Linked DNA regions of Mus musculus: region 1 is linked to region 2. The links are chromatin loops, found by intact Hi-C in ENCODE. Cell type or tissue: heart. All regions are shown on one strand.

Region 1 (8,000 bases), 190 kb after region 2:
CATATGCATGCACACACATGCACACACACTCACATTGAATTTCTCTGGAGACCCACAGTTTGCACCATCTGGGAAGGCCTCTAGGAGTCAGTTAGGACTGCAAACTCGACACATACCCTGAGTGCTGTCGGATGCTCCAGACATACGCATGGTCAACAAAAACTGATGACCTAGTTTTTCCTAGACAGTTTCTGTTGTTTTGAAGGCAGTCAGTATACTGTGGGCCGTTGTGAGTTTTAAAGGTTTCCTCCTTGGGGCATCCCAGAATGTGTTTATAGATTCAGAAATGAAGGAAAGGGTCACTCTGTTGAACCTTGGGGTTCCACAGGGGTTCCACAGAAGTATTATAGGAAAACTACTAGGTCATGAGAAAGCCATGTGAGAAAGATGTCAAGGACACCAGTCTCTCTGTCCTCCCCCACCTCCAGGCTCCTCCCATAACAGCCCCCCCCACTTTAACCAGAGAGCTCTGCCTGTGTGGTTTTGTGTTTTTAAATGAATTTGTCACTTAAGTATTATTCAGAACCCTGCTTCTGGGAGAGGGGAGAGGAGGGCAGATCCCATGTTCCCAGGGCTCAGCCTGCAGGGGGCACACATGCCAACATGGCTGGTTACAGTCTTATCTCCCATCACCCATCAGCTCCTGACCCCAGAGATCCACCAGCTCCCACTCACTGATATGTCTGTCACAAAGCCGGGCACCTCCTGGAGGGTGTCCCTCAGCTAAACCATCTGGAAACTGAGTTATCTTCCGAGTCTCCGGTGACACAGCTATCCACTTTTAGACCATTTGGGCATAGAGTTCTTCCACAAGACACTAGCCTTCCCTGGACACCAGTCTTGATCTTGGGATAGCTAAGCCTGGACCAAGTTAGTCTTCAAGTTTGCTTAATAGTTGTAAGACCTTCGGTGGGAAGTGTCTGGGAACCGTTAAACCACATCTCTCCATCTTCCTGATCCTTATTCCCGGAGTCCAGAAGCAAAGCCTTACTTCTGAGATCCCAGTAGTAGCTGCAGCTGTGGTGGTGCCGCGGCCACCACGGTGGCAGAGCTTGTAAGAAAGTATCTTCTAGGTCTCCTTCAAGTGCTGGGGAACCAGGAACTCTGCAAGAGCTACTACAGTCTGAGTCTGCACCTGGCTAGAGTTTGCGAACATTCAGCTGCAGCTCGCTGGACCGGCAGTGTCTGGGGGGGGGGGCAGGGGGCAGGGGGTGAGGGGAAGCTCTCTCTCTAAGCCACCACAAGTCACTGGCAAGCCCCATGACCTACAGTCTGTTAGGAACATGGTTGTTTGCATGTTATTACTCAAGGGGCAGGAAAACCAGAACTGATGTCTTCCCCGTCCCAGAATAAAACCTCAGAGCATGTATCTTTGGAGGACTTAAGACACCCACAAGATTCCTTTAGTTCCACAATCCAAGGAACATGGGAAGGCTGAACAATGTTCTAATGTTGAAAAATGACCCTGAAGGGGCAGATTCAGAGCAAGGGCTGTGAGAAGGTCCTGTTCCTGGGAGCAGTAGGAAGTCCTAGTCTTTGGTACTTGGACAGAGTACTCCTTTTAAGAGTACCTTATTTGTTTTTACTGGGAGCTAGAGATCTTAGAATGTTCTAGAAAGTCAAAGCAGGGATGTCCCTGGGATCCCGCTCCCTGCCCCCCAGTGTCCTCGGAGCAGGGAACTACCTTGAGCTATAATCCCTGTGACATCCCTGCTTCGTGAAGCCCTGCTTGCTTGACTCCAAGAATGACTCCATCATTTCTCCCCCTTGCTACCTTGCTGGACACCACGCAGGCCTCAGGGTGCTGGCTCGAGATATCCCTTGTCTTCTTCAGCATCTGTTTGCAAACTCCTTTAGCTTTTCCCTGTGGTGTGTCCAAAGGCTTGCACTTATAACCCCACCACCCACCCGACGCTGTGGCCGTGCAGCCCCCTAAGTGTTGTAAGGTGGAGGGAAACCATTCCAGGAAGGCATCCAACTCCAAAATTTGAGTCATGTTATTTTTACACAGCAACAAAGAACAAATACATTTCTCAATTATGAAACCCATCTGTGAGGTGCCTTTCAAAGCATGTAACCACACAGCCCCACGTTGTATTGAATTCTCAAGTCATCTTGAAACAGTAGCTGCCCCCCTGCCCCACTGCAGCTCCATTGTGCAATACGATACCGTTGTGAGCTTCACTTTTTAAGTTAAATATGGTTTTCATTTATTGCAACTGGCACCAGAGTGAGTCCAAAGTGCCAAGAAGCAGTGCTAATGGCCTCTGGGAAAGAATAATCAATAATCAATGTTCATCTCCCACTCTCCAAGACAGACTCAGTTTTCCCTGGCTGAAATGACTACTCCTACCTCCTGGGAGGTGTTCTCTGGAGACAGTGTTAAGCACCCTTGTGCTAAAGGCCCTGTGATGTAATGTCAAGAAGCCAAGAGGGGAACTTGAGGGGCTGGGGATGGAGACCCATGTTAGAGAACTGACTAAGATACTCTAAGATGGGCCAGGCCATGGCTTTAATTCCTTCTGAAAGAGAGGGAGACAGCAAGAGGGAGAGAGACAGAGACAGGGAGAGACAGACATGTACACAAGGAGAACCCACATGAAGATACAAACAGAGGCTTAGATAATGGGCCTACAAGCCAAGCCATGCTAAGGATGACCAGCAACATCAGAAGCTGGGAGAGATGGTCCCCCAAATTTCTGGAGCTGATTTATTGCGCTAGAGACTTTTCATGGGGGGATGCAATACACTTCTGCTCACCCCAGAAAGGGAACCCTTGATAGATCAAAGAAATGGTTGCACCACAGTCTAGTGAGGCGAACCAGTGAAGGGAATATGGGTTACGGACAGGAGCAATCGTGACTCAGAAAGGCAACCCCTTCTCCACAAAGCCCGAGGCAACACAGGGGATGACTCAGGAAAACTGCAGCCCTGGCGCTCTCCACATGCCTTGTAGGCAGCCTAACAGTTGGAGAGACTCCTGACAACTGGCTGGTCTGCTCTACTCTCACCCCACCCCACCCCACCCAGCCCTCCCCCACCAGCAGTTGTTCACTGTGTCTACAAAGCCGAGGAGGCACTTTCAAACATCTTGCAAGCTTTAACCCTCTCGGCCAGATGGCAGGTTTACCCTCTCCACCTCTGTGATCCCTGAATCTCACGATCCTCTTTCTCCACACTGAAGGGAATGTTTCAGTGAAAGGAAACTGTAATGCAGCCTACCTTGATCCTAGATTTCTAGCTCCCAGAACTAATAGACAGACAACGGGCTTGTTTAATCCAGCTGGTTTTCAGTGCTTTGTTGGCATACTGGTGCACACCTAAGGAAATTAACTCACTATCTGTCTGGTCCACCAAAATCTACAGGTAAACATGAATCCCTGTTCATTCTTGGTTGTTACCAGTCAACAACTATGACCATAGTAGAATCTACCTTTTGGGCCAACCAGCTTCCAACCCCTGTAATTTTAACCATGCTACAAAAGGGTCTATCCTGAGCCTTGCCTTTAGCAACATCTCAACTTTACAAGGCTTGCTTTCAGATCAAAATCTCCCTCTCAGTTAGGAAGGATTCATAACATGAAGGTACAGAGCTATAGGTCCCCTTCAGCCAGCCAGCAAAGGTCTGTTTAACCACAATCCCGGGAAGTTTTATTGAGCCTCTCTGAGCAGAGAATTGGGAGGAATCGGTGCTGGCTCGTGATGGCTGAACTATCTGTCCCCCTGGCCCCTGGGACTACATAGAGACCGAAAACCTTGGTGGTCAAAGGGCCACTTCTTCCTTTCTTGAGCGCCCTCTGGTGTCCCCCAGTCATGGCAGCGAATGCTCAGGATTGGGAAAAGTGCTCAGGGGGCCTGACAGTTTCTTAACCTAGAAACTTGCAAGGTCTTTTTGGCGGCTCTTTTGTGTCTTCAGGGTTGGCAAGAGCGGCAGAGGCAGCAATTCTGAGCCTAACTTTAGTTTCTTTCCTGCTTCCAGCTGCTCACCTTATTCGCCCCCCCCCCCACCTCTCTCTCCTTATGGTTTTCCAAGTCAGTGTTTCTCTGTGTAGCCATGGCTGGCCTGGAACTCACTTTGTAGACCAGTCTGGCCTCAAAGTCACAGAAATCCACCTGCCTCTTACACACTTTTTACCCAAGGAGTGTGGGATTTTGGGTGTGACCTCAAATTTCATATCAGCGTCAACACAGGCTCCCAGGCTTTCTGTACATGCTAACCCTGTCTTAGTTAGGAATTCTATTTCATTGACAAAACACCATGGCCAAAAAGCAAGTTGGGGAGGAAAGGGTTCATTCAATTTACACTTCTTCATTGCTGTTCATCACTGAAGGAAGTCAGGACAGGAACTCAAACAGAACAGGATCCTGGAGGCAGGAGCTGATGCAGAGGCCATGGAGGGGTGCTGCTTACTGGCTTGCTACTCCTTGCTTACTCATATAACCCAGGACCACCAGCCCAGCCAGGGCACCGCCTACTATGGGCGGGACCGTACCCCATTGGGTACGCCCTATAGCTGGATCTCATGGAGGCATTTTCTCAACTGAGGCTCCTTCCTCTCTGAGGACTCTAGCTTGTGTCAAGTTGACACAAAACCAGCCAGGACACATCCCATTCTCAGAAAAAGGAAGAAGATAAGATCCAACTAACCTGGGTACCTTCAGGACTTCAATGACTTCACACGTGCAGTTGATCATCCTTTCCTGTGGGCCACGGTCTGGCAGCGTGGGATATCCATAAGGTTCCTGGCCTACCGGATGCTGAGAGCACATTCTGTCACAACTAAAGATGTTTCTAGTCACTGGCAAGTATGTCTTGATGTGCCATGGGGGGTGTGGGGGGGTAAGATCTCCCCATTCATTGCCGCAGTGCTTCTTGTATTGATGATGATACTACTGATAACAATTGTATAAGGCCTGTCTAGCTCAATGATATATGAGGATACTAAGATACGCAAGATCCAAATGAAATATGCTGTGTCTTTTTTGCAGCACTTGGCAAGTCTTCCGAAGGAACAGCTCTCCTCCTAGATTCTAACGCTCCTAAAGAGGAGGACTCTGTCAAGAGTGGAGATACAAATTGGAGGAGGGTGACCTGCGCTTTGTCCATAACCTGTTCTCTACAGACTTGTTCTTTAAAGGCCTGATCTCAGTTAGCATAACACCACCACCATTACCCAGAGAGCACAGAACTCTAACACACATTGACAGCCCCTTCAAATTTGGCATCCTGAACCCGTCATGTGTTCAAAGTTGTAACACTACTAACCCTATCCTGTTGATGGTAATCCCTGCAACTACTGAGAGTTCAGAGCTTGCACTTTTCATTCAAATTACAATCTGTTGTGCCTAAAGTTCTTCTTGTTGGTTTGCCCAACCCATATTGTGACCATTCCATTCTTCTGTGTGGTGATACAAGAACGCCGGAGAAGAATCAGCTGTCATGAGGAGCCCTGTCTCATGGGGGTTTCTGTTGCTGTGAAGGAACACAAAGCAAGTTGCAGAGGAAAAGCTTTATTTGGCCTACAATTCCACATCATTGAAGGACATCAGGACAGGAACCCAAACATGGCAGGAACCTGGAGGCAGGAGCTATTGTAGAGGCCATGGAGGCATGTTACTTACTAAGAGCTGTAGTCTACACAGGCATTACTACATTACTACACTGGAGGGACAATTGTAAAGATTGTAACAAATGTGCCTACTGAGCAACTCTTCCTAGGAAGATGGAGATAAATACCTACTCATTCTAGATACCAGTAACAGATCAAAGAAGAGACTGTTCCACCCAAGTCTATCTTGGTGAGTCAGTGGTTTTGTTTTTTTGTGTTTTGGGTTTTTGCTTTGTTTTGTTTTGTTTTTTGTTTTGGACTACCCAAGGAAGCATGGATGAGGTATTACTTAAAGGAGAATGGTTGACTCAAAGGTAGCTCCATCGCTGAAAAGCCTGCACAATGGATGACAACTTAAAGAAATGGATCCCTCAAGTTCCCTGCACAGGTTGTAGGTAGCTGCCAGAGATAAATCTGGGCAGAATCTTTGTAAATCTTGTAAGTTTCAGGAGCTTCCTTAGCCTTGCAAGTTTCCTGTATTTCCTGAGTCTCATGAGCATCCCTCTTCTTTCTAAGGAGGAATATTTGGATTCAGAAGAAATAATTTGATTATACATTGTTGTCACCTTGAGAATCTACAGAAAACTGAAGATTTCAAGAGTCCACCCCTAGGGAGCTCTTAGCTAGTCCTAGAAGGGCACTTAAATTTGCTAAGTGCATTTGAAAAGTATTTCCTTGTCAGTCTGTTTGACAAGCCTGTGTTGACCACTGACCTGCTAAGCATTAAGTATCAGTACAGAATAAACGGAGAGAAAAGCCTCAGTTGAGAAATTGTCTTTCTTGGCCTGGCCTGTGGTCATGTTTGCAAGGGATCATCTTGATTGTTAATTCACATTGGAGGGCCCAGCCCACTGTAGGCAGCACTGTTCTCTGGGCAGGTGGTCCTAGGCTATATAAGGAAGCTAGCTGAACATGAGTCTGAGTTAGGCAGTGTGAGAACCAACAAACAGCATTCCTCTATGGTATCTCCTTCAAATTCCTCCTTGACTTTCCCTCAATGATGGGATGTGACCCAACAGCATAAGCCAGCTAACTGCTTCCTCCCCTGAGTTGCTCTGATCAGAGTGTTTTATCACAGTATCAGAATGAAACTAGAATAAGCCCCGAGTCAAGCCACATGCTATGTAAGTCCCCAGCCTTGAGGGCTAGTCATTGCATCAGTGCTCTGGTTGGGCACTGAAGACTAGCATTGATCCAACTCCTGCCCCATATCTGAAGGCATCATGAAACTTATACAGAAACTCTTGACAGAAGAGTGTGTGATGATTAACCTTAATTATCAATGGGAATACACCTCTGGGTGTATCTACACCTGGGTGTTTCCAGGCTTAAGTGAGGGAGAGAAGACCCAACCTTGATGTGAGTGGCGTGGACCAAGGCCATGGACTGAATGAAACAGAGAAAGCAAGCTGGGCTCCAGTGCTCACCTCTCTGCTTCCTGCCTGTGGATGCAACGAGCCAGCTGTGCTTCTCTCTGCTGCCATGACTCTCCACACCATGATGGACAGCTCCCTCACTGTATCCAGATAAGTCTTTCTCTCCTGAAGTTGCTTCCTGTCGGTTATCTGTTCGCATCAACAGAAAAGTAAGGAATTCAGACCGTTGGGAGCCCCTCCTGGCTCCACTCTCAGGAGTTAAAAGTTAAACACGGGGCTTTGGCAACAGAGAAATCAGACCTCGGCCCAAGATGAGCAACTCCCGAGCTGTGCGCCACGGTCAGTTACTTAACCTGGCTAAGCCTTGCTTGGCTCATTGTTCAAACACAGGCTGTGTTAGTCAGCTAGGGCTTAAGCAACAGAATGTCTTTCTCTCATCATTCCAGAGGCAGGAAGGCTGAGATTGGCTTTCCCACTGGGGTGGTTGATATCTCGGGAGGCCTCTCTGTCCTTGGCCTGTAGATGACATCTTACCCCTGTGCCTCCCCAAAAGGACTGCAACCTAATCTCCCCTCCCCATCTTACAAAGACGGGGGTGACTTGAGCCTTCCTGTGTGTGCCCATTTTATCTTAATAGCTTCTTTAAAGATCCTATTTCTAAATATGATTGCATTCTGAAGGAGTAGGGGACATTGCAGTCTTGATGGAGGTAATGCGTTTCTGTGAGGACGGGGAGATAAGGTCCTCACGAGGCTCGGGTGCTGCAGGCCATCAGAAGGTGGAAATTCGGATTTCCATTCCCACCGATTCTGGTGGCATTGTGTGGAAAAATTGCCTTTAAGAAGTGGGTGGCACACAGGAAAAGTGGCTTTTGTTTCAGCGATAATCCCCTTAAAACATCTGGTCTGCCCCAACCCCCAGCCGGCACCGAATGGAGTCGCCATGAAAAGGTGGCGCTGGGTCTTAAGCAGCTGCGTCAGCCAGGCCGCTTTCCTGAGGAGGCCTTTGCCCGACC
Region 2 (8,000 bases):
ACGTCCCGGCTGCTGATCTGCAGCTCTCATTAACTCCACAGCTGTCACACTGAACATGAATTTGAGAAGGTCGTCATGCCACGTGAGGGATGTGACAGTGGGGCTAGAGCTCACAGACCTTTCTCAACTACACTTTTCCTTGCGCACCTACTATGTGCTACATCCAAACAGAGTGATGACTCTGACTATGCAAGGTCTTAATGGACTGAAAGGATGCTGGAGGTTTTCAATCCACGGACCACCCCAGTCGGGTACGGGGGGTCCCTGGAATGAGGGTCCTTGAAGCTAGGTGGGTAAGGATTTGGTGGTGACAAACAGAAACAAACACAGAGGCAGTTTGAATCTGTGTATTCTGCAGCTCTCAAGCAGGGGGTTTTATACATTAAAAAAACCAAACATTACATCTCTTAGAAACTATATCCAGTGAGACAATCACAGATACCAACAAAAATCATTTGGCACAGTAAAGCACAAAAATTATCCAAGCATTACAACTTTGAAACTATGTATTCAGTGAATCACAAACAGAACAGGTAACATCATTATAAATCATCAAAATATAACAATTCTAAAAGGATGTATTCAGTGGGGACTGTCGTCCAAGGCTAGTGGCATATTTCCAGGAGCAGGTTAATAAATCTTTAACAGTCAGTGCTCTTAACCACTGAACTAACTCTCCAGCCCCATGGTCAATTATTATTTAACATCTAGTGCCCGATTTTCTTATAAATCAACTATTTTAATTCTTTCTAATTAAGGCTTTCTTTACCATATACCAAAATCCACCTCCGATGACACACGTGTAGCCATATGAAATTTTATTGTTGGGAAAGGTTTTTTGTTTTTGTTTTTGCTTTTTCGAGACAGGGTTTCTCTGTATAGCCCTGGCTGTCCTGGAACTCACTTTGTAGACCAGGCTGGCCTCGAACTCAGAAATCTGCCTGCCTCTGCCTCCTGAGTGCTGGGATTGAAGGTGTGTGCCATCACGCCTGGCTGTTGGGAAAGTTTTTATCTATTGTAATAGCTTTGTAAATGATTTTGAAAGTAAAGTGTTGGTTTCCCTGGGGATAAGGTAATGTTAGTGACCCCATCTCTAGGGATGGTTTCTTACCCACTATTCTCGCTTAAGATCTTAGCCTAGGCTACCAGGAACATGTAAATAAGAGAAGGAATAAGAGAAAATAAAACAGAGATATTGCCATGAGAACTATGGCTCAATATTTTTTTCTCCAGAGAAGAGTTCCACAGCCGGTTTCAGGAAGCCTCCCTTTTTTGAGGTCAATCGCCTCAGTCTGTGTAACTTGTCGCACAGATTCTACTGGAGGCGGTGTGGCAGATCCAGTTAAACACCTCGTCTGCTTTCAAGGAAATGTGTAGCAGGGTGAATCTGTGGTCTCAAATGTGGAAGCCCCTTCTGAGGGCACCCCACTGAGAATGGTGCTTGGCAGATTTTGATCCTGACACCAGAACCACTCAGTGTGTGGCCGCAGCTTCTTAGCCCTTATTTTACGTACGACAGTAACTACATCGATGCTCTGTTGTCCTAGCCCTCTACAGGTTAGACACTGCAAGATGGAGGCGAAGGAAAGAAGGAAGAGAAATGGCCAGTGGTGTAGAGACACATGGGTGGCTTCTCAGCAGGCCATGCAAACTGAATACCACCGTTACTGGGCCTGAGAAGGGACTTCCCGTTGTGGTCAGGGCCGGCTTCGCCGTCTCTGAAGAGGGCTTGCTGCTGCCCTCTCCGTGTTCCCTGTAGATGGTTCTGCTTTCTCCTCTGTTTTACCCGTGGTGGTTGCTGTGGTGTGACCAGGGAGTCTCTCTTCCCTTCTTTCTTCTCATTCCGTCTCCGCTTCTGAGAGACCACAGAGCTGACACACCACTTCTGATGATGTGCACAACAGGCTAACCATGGCGAAAAGTTTCTTCCCGAGATCTGGAATTAGCTGCCATTTAGCCATTGTCCAGCCTTGAGCAACGTTTCTCTGTGAGTATAAAAATGCTTGCAATTCAGACATTGATCACTCCATGCAATATATCGTCACGGTGTTGTCATAATTGCCACCAGCACCATCATTTTGAGACATGTCCCATGTAGCCTGGAATGGCCTGCAGGTATCTATGTAGCCAAACTGGCCTTAAACTTCGGATCCTCCTGACTCACCTACTGAGTGCTGGGATTGCAGCAGTGTGCCACCCGCCACTCTTGGTCTGTGTGGAGCTGGGGATTGAAGGCAAGGTTCACACTTGCCAGGCAAACACTTAATGCACAGAGCCTCATCTCGGGGCTTATGCAACGTTATTATTTTTGTCCTCTGGCACCTGACTTGTGGTTCACATGTAATATCTTAACTTCTCCTTCCTCAAAGAGTCAAGTCATCCTGGAGCCTTGTTCAAGCTGGTCTTTTCCTGTCTCTACAAAGGTCTCCAGCACTTCCCCATTGTGAGCAGTCTCTCTGAGAGAGCTTTGTCCCAGAATAACTTAGCTATTGTCTCTGATGTGTCTACACTCTAAATTTATGAAGTCCCTGTTTTATGTGTGTAGAATGAATATATATGTATATGTATGTATGTGTGCGCGTATATATACACACACATATATACATACATACATATATAAAGACACACACACACACACACACACACACACACACACACACACCCCTCAGGGTTTCTATTGCTGTAATAAAACCATGAAGAACAGCAACCTGGGGAGACAGGGTTTGTTTTAGCTTTCAGTTCCACATTACAGTCCATTCCTAAGCAAAGTCAAGACAGGATCTCACACAAGGCAGGAGCTGGTGTGGAGGCCATGGTGGGTGCTGCTTACTGGCTTGCTCCTTGTAGCTTGTTCAGCCTGCTTTCTTATATGTTATAGGATGACTGGTCTGGCGTGGCACTGCCCCTGAACCACTCACATCTATCATCAACCAAGAAGATGCACCACAGGCTTGCCTCCAGGTCAATCTGGTGGGGACCTTTTCTCAGTTGAGGTTTCCTCCTACAAAATTACTCTCAAGCTGATATAAAATTAGCCCCCCCCCCCTATATGTTTACACTAAAGCATATGTTCAATGGGATAGTTCAGCCAGGCAAACCTTCCCTCCTTAAGTCCCCTGGGTCACACTGTTTCATCGCTGCAATAGAAACTGTATCCATGACACCCACCTGTGCTGGAATTGTGGCTGTCTTGCTCTTACACAGGTCCTGTAACAGGCACCTGCAGCTGCTACGAGTTCATGAGTCTGACAGCCGTGCCAGGGCTAGATGACAGCATTTCACAGTTCTTCTCCTCCACCTCCAGCTCTTGCGGTCTTTCTAGCTTCTCTTTTGAGATGTTCCCCGAACCCTGGTGTGTGTAGGGGGTGTGGGTCTAAGGATCTCATTTAAGGCTAAACACCCAGTTGATTATTCTCAGTACTTGGAGCCATCCTGCATTTCTCCATTGACTGCTGCTGCAAAAAGAAGTTTCTCTGACCAAGGTGGAGAGCATTATCGAGTGTATGGCTATAAACATAAATATTCAGAAGGTGATCTTACAATATGAACATTTAGTAAAATAACAATACTAGGCTCCACTCTATGACCTCTCTAGCCCTGGACCTCTGGCCAGCATTACAGTAACAGACATGGGATTCCATTCTGTGAAACAGGCCTTAAGTGCACTCAGGGAGTAGTTGGCTCCCACATTAGAGGCTTGCTGTTATCGCAGCAGTGAGCACGTCTTGCTTGGCAGGTTGCTACAGCAGCATGCTGGGTCCAGCACCATGCTTTCTTCATATGTGCGTGCATGCATGCGTGCGTGTGCATGTGTATGTGTGTGTTATTTACGTTCCAGAATTATGTAAAATGGAATGGAGGAATCAAAGAACAGAAGCCCCCATTTCTTTCCCAGGTTACCTAAGTGTGTGTGGTCATGAATGTGAAACAGACCTCCTAAGCCCCTCCAACACGGACAAGAGATGCTTGCTGCCTTCTTTCCTCACTGATGAGCGGGAAACGATGTCATTTCCCCCACGGAGCCCATGTGCTTCCTTTCCTAACCAACCAGGTCTATGAGTTTGGGGTATCATTGAAGGGGGAGTTATATGTGTTCTCTGTGCAGAAGGAGTCATCCCTCCATTTCAGCGGCACCTAGTTACAAACCCTTACATCATACAGCATTAGCCAGTGACTCAGGGTGTGGCTGCTGAGCATGGCTGGCAAAGATAAGGCTGTTTTCAGTGCGTAGATCTTACTTCAGAGCAAAGCCCTGGCCGTTTTGGCTGCTCCTGTCCTGTCTGTGGAGGAGGGACATCTATCTACAGGAGGCGTGTGCAAGCTTGAGTCAGCTCTACTCAGTCTGGGCCTGTGTGCCAGGTTTCTATTATTGTAAAGCGTGGAAAGTCACTCCCAAGGAATGCTGTAATATTTTAATAAAACAATTTTGTGTAGCTTTGGACTGGTTCTGTGGCCATAATTAACAGCGCCAGCAGAAGTAACTTGGTGAGGGAATGTTTATTTGGTTTATAGGATACACCCCATCATCGGGGGTTCCCAAGGCAGATGCTCGAGGCAGGGATGAAGCTGGGGTCAGGAACATGGCATAAGCCATGGTGGAGCTTACTGGCTTGCTCAGTCTGCTTTCTTACACAACCCAGGACCACCAGCCCAGGGGTGGTCAGCTATCACTCACTTGACCCTCCCATATCAGTTATCGATTAAAGTTTTAGAAATGTTCCTATAGACTTGTCTGCAGACCAGTATGATGCAAACAATTCCTCAGTTGGGGTTCCCTCTTCTCAATGGTTGTCTTGTGTCATGTAGACAAAAGCTACTGCGATGTTAGATTTTTCCATGGGCAGATGTTATGACCTCTATAGCCAGAAGGTGGCGCCATTTCTCAAGGAAAAGGGTGGAAGCCAGAAAACCTGCCGGGAGGATGTTGACTTGTTGTGTCTGCAACAGGTGATGGTGGAGCGGAGCGAGACACAGAGATTAAAAGGCACAAATGAAACACCCTTGCACAAAGTCATACGACAGGTTCCCAGCAGAGGCAAAGCTAGACATAGGAGTCCTGGTGCATACATTTTCTGCACACATAAAATTTCCCTACCGTGACAGTTTATTCTGATCCTAAATTCTCTCTCTCTCTCTCTCTCTCTCTCTCTCTCTCTCTCTCTCTCTCTCTCTCTGTCTCTGTCTGTCTCTCTGTCGATCTCTCTCTCTCTCTCACACACACACACACCAACCAAACAACTTGGAAACAGAGTGGATCATCTGACACACTGGTGATATTTCAAAATAATTAAGTTGTTGAACTTCTTGCCTCTAAGTCTCAATTACAAGCCAGGTTCAAGCCACACTTATTAGAATTTTAATATATTTGTGATTAAATGGGTAATCTATATATTTTCACACATTTGAACGAGGGAAAAGTCACCACTATGGATGGTATGAAACACTATATTGTTGTCCTTAAAGTGTAGGTCAAGTCAAAATAGTTAAAATCTCTGTGTAACTACTCACACATAAGGTAGCATACGGGCTTTGGAAGGGGCCCCCAGGTAGCAGGCCTGGTGATAGAAATGGCCCTAAGGCCCTGAGACCTCTGCTATTCACACAGTGAACCCCACTAGGAACTGACAGTACAACTGTATAGACATGAGCAGAATCTGAGCTCCACCTCTTTTATGGGGTATTTACTCCGACGTACTTGTTAGGTTTTGGTCAGCTTGACACCAGCTGGAGTCAACTGGGAAGAGGGCACCTCAGACAACACCTCTGCCACATGGACCTATGAATGAGTCTGTGGGGTATTTTCTTAACTAGTGATCAATGTGGGAGGGCACAGCTCATTGTGGGTGCTGTAGCCCTATGCAGGCGGTCCTGGGTTCTATAGGAAAGCAGGCTAAGAAAGCGACAGGAAGCAAGCCAGCAAGCAGCACCCTCCACGGCCTCTGCATCAGCTCCCGCTCCAGATCCCTGCCTCCAGTTCCGGCCCTAGCTCCCCTCAGCGACTCTGGCTTTAACTCACTGCATGTTACTGAGGTCACCGCAAACGCCGTCCCCCCCCCCCCCCCCCGCAATGGCACACTACAAACACCAGTGGTACCTAAAGCAAGAGGTGACTGCAAACAAGGTGCCCCAATGGGAGGCTGTTTCAGCTGGCTTTAGGGATCCAGTGTCCTCTTTGACATCTGGGGACCTCCTTCTGTGGCACTGGTGGCAGTGGAGGTCACCAGCCTGTTGTCCCTGCAGCAAAAGTGTGACCCATTTTTTTTTCTTTAGGGTAAGAAAATAACTTCTGCAGAAAAAAAATACGAGTCAACACTGTGTTCATAGCGTCAGACAGTTCTTCTCTGGCCTGGGGTGTGCCTCACAGCTGTAATCCCAGCACTCGAGTCGCCTTGTCAAAGGGACACCCTGACTTCCATGCTAACCTAGGCTATGCAGTGAGCTCCAGGGCAGCCTGATTTACAGAGAGATCTTGCCAAAACCACAAAACTAATCAACAACAACAACAACAACAGCATCCTACCACACCCCTAAGCAAACAACACACACACAAACCACCACACCCCCATTTTAGTTTTGAAACTGTTTATTTTTCATTATTTAAAAATTTTTTTCTCTTTATCAAAGAATAATTGGCAAAAATTACATATCCTGCAGGTATAGCAATGTGCACGTGCACATAGCAAATCCATCCAATTCACAAAGACATCACCCCACGAGTTACCATTTTATCTTTTATGTGAAAATTTTTTTGGGGGGATGGGGTTTTCTTGAGATACACTTTCTCAGCAAGCTTCAAGACAGAACACACTCTTTTTACCTGGAGTCGCTGTGCTGTTAACAAGTCTCAAGATGAAACAGTTTCAAATACATCCATCCTAAAACATCCCGGCCACCGACAACTTTATTCCCAGGCAACTAGCCACGCACTTTATCTTTGTTTCTTGGGACTAATTTTCTGTAAAAAGCAAGACAGACTTTTGGAGGGCACATTAGGTCACTACATAAATTCAGTCAAAGCTCAGACAGAGGCTTTGGGGCTGCCTTTCTGCTCTGCTCTGGTTCAATAGAAGTACGTTTGCTCAACTTGTGGGGTCAACATTTTAAAGACTATTTTGAAAATCTGGGCAATAAAACAAATGACAGTGTATGTTGTACTTGCATTTCTTAGTCCTACATATGCTCTTGTTCATTAGTTATGATTCATATTTATCTTACAGATGCACTGCCTTAGAAACCCCAGACTACATATGCTCTTGTTCATTAGTTATGATTCATATTTATCTTACAGATGCACTGCCTTAGAAACCCCAGACAATAATAAAGTAAATTGCTTAGCTTTGGGCAGTGTCAGTACCTTAGCCAATGAGGTTTATCCGAGGTGCGATTATTGCTAATTGAAAACTTTTCCCAGTAAGGTAAAATGCTCAACAACGATACTAGTAAGGAATCATATTAATAATTCCTCCTTTCAAAGTACTAACTAGCAAGAAACCAAAGCAGCTGTATTGAGTATCTCCATAAGAGATGTGAAGAAGAACTTGAAAGAGCTGGGCAGGAAAGTGAATTCTTTAAGCATAAAATATAAAGGTGAATGCTAATGGGGACATTATGTTTTGTTTGCTTACTGAGTTTCCCCTTTAAGATACAAGGGGGATTATGTGTGTGATTTACATGTGAGGGATAGAAGAAGCCTGCCATTTTTTTTTTTAAGCAGCTGTATTTAAAAAAAAATCTGGTTGCAATTCTTGTAACCAAACCTAACTGTGCACTCCACTGCAGATTTTTGGCATGGAGATAAGCCAGAGAAAATAAAAGTTGGAGGCTGCAAAACACAGGGCTGGTTACTGTCCACCTTACAGCTTTTCTTTTTCTTATACATCTTTAAAAACAGACCACTTTTTTTTTTGGGTGGGGGGGGGAGGGAGGTTGGTTTGGGTTTTAAAATTATCATGAGGGAGGGGGAACCAGAGTGGAGAGGAAGAGAACAGAGCTTTCGAAAG

What was found. Hi-C counts contacts between places; a loop is a spot of excess contacts. Peaks named below come from ENCODE experiments on the same cell type or tissue, not always from the same donor. Only the 100,000 strongest peaks of a DNase experiment are listed, where the experiment ranks them.
Region 1: a loop joins it to region 2, with 16 times the contacts of the local background. A loop is called at or near these places in 11 of 42 quality-filtered maps.

The regions. Positions count from the first base shown.
Region 1 is chr16:91,156,671-91,164,670 of GRCm38, reverse strand. All of the region lies in intron 1 of Gm41492 (a long non-coding RNA gene), which reads left to right. Among named protein-coding and RNA genes, the nearest start is that of Gm41492, 40 kb to the left of the region's middle. In heart, a CTCF peak has its summit at 3,815 (motif pointing left); no DNase peak of the experiment used is centred here; H3K27me3 peaks cover 1,068 bases.
Region 2 is chr16:91,349,118-91,357,117 of GRCm38, reverse strand. It overlaps the pseudogene Gm24695. Among named protein-coding and RNA genes, the nearest start is that of Ifnar2, 20 kb to the left of the region's middle. In heart, a CTCF peak has its summit at 4,845 (motif pointing right); DNase peaks (open chromatin) are centred at 1,747, 2,268, 4,746, 4,866 and 1 weaker place; H3K27ac peaks cover 1,707 bases; H3K27me3 peaks cover 3,749 bases.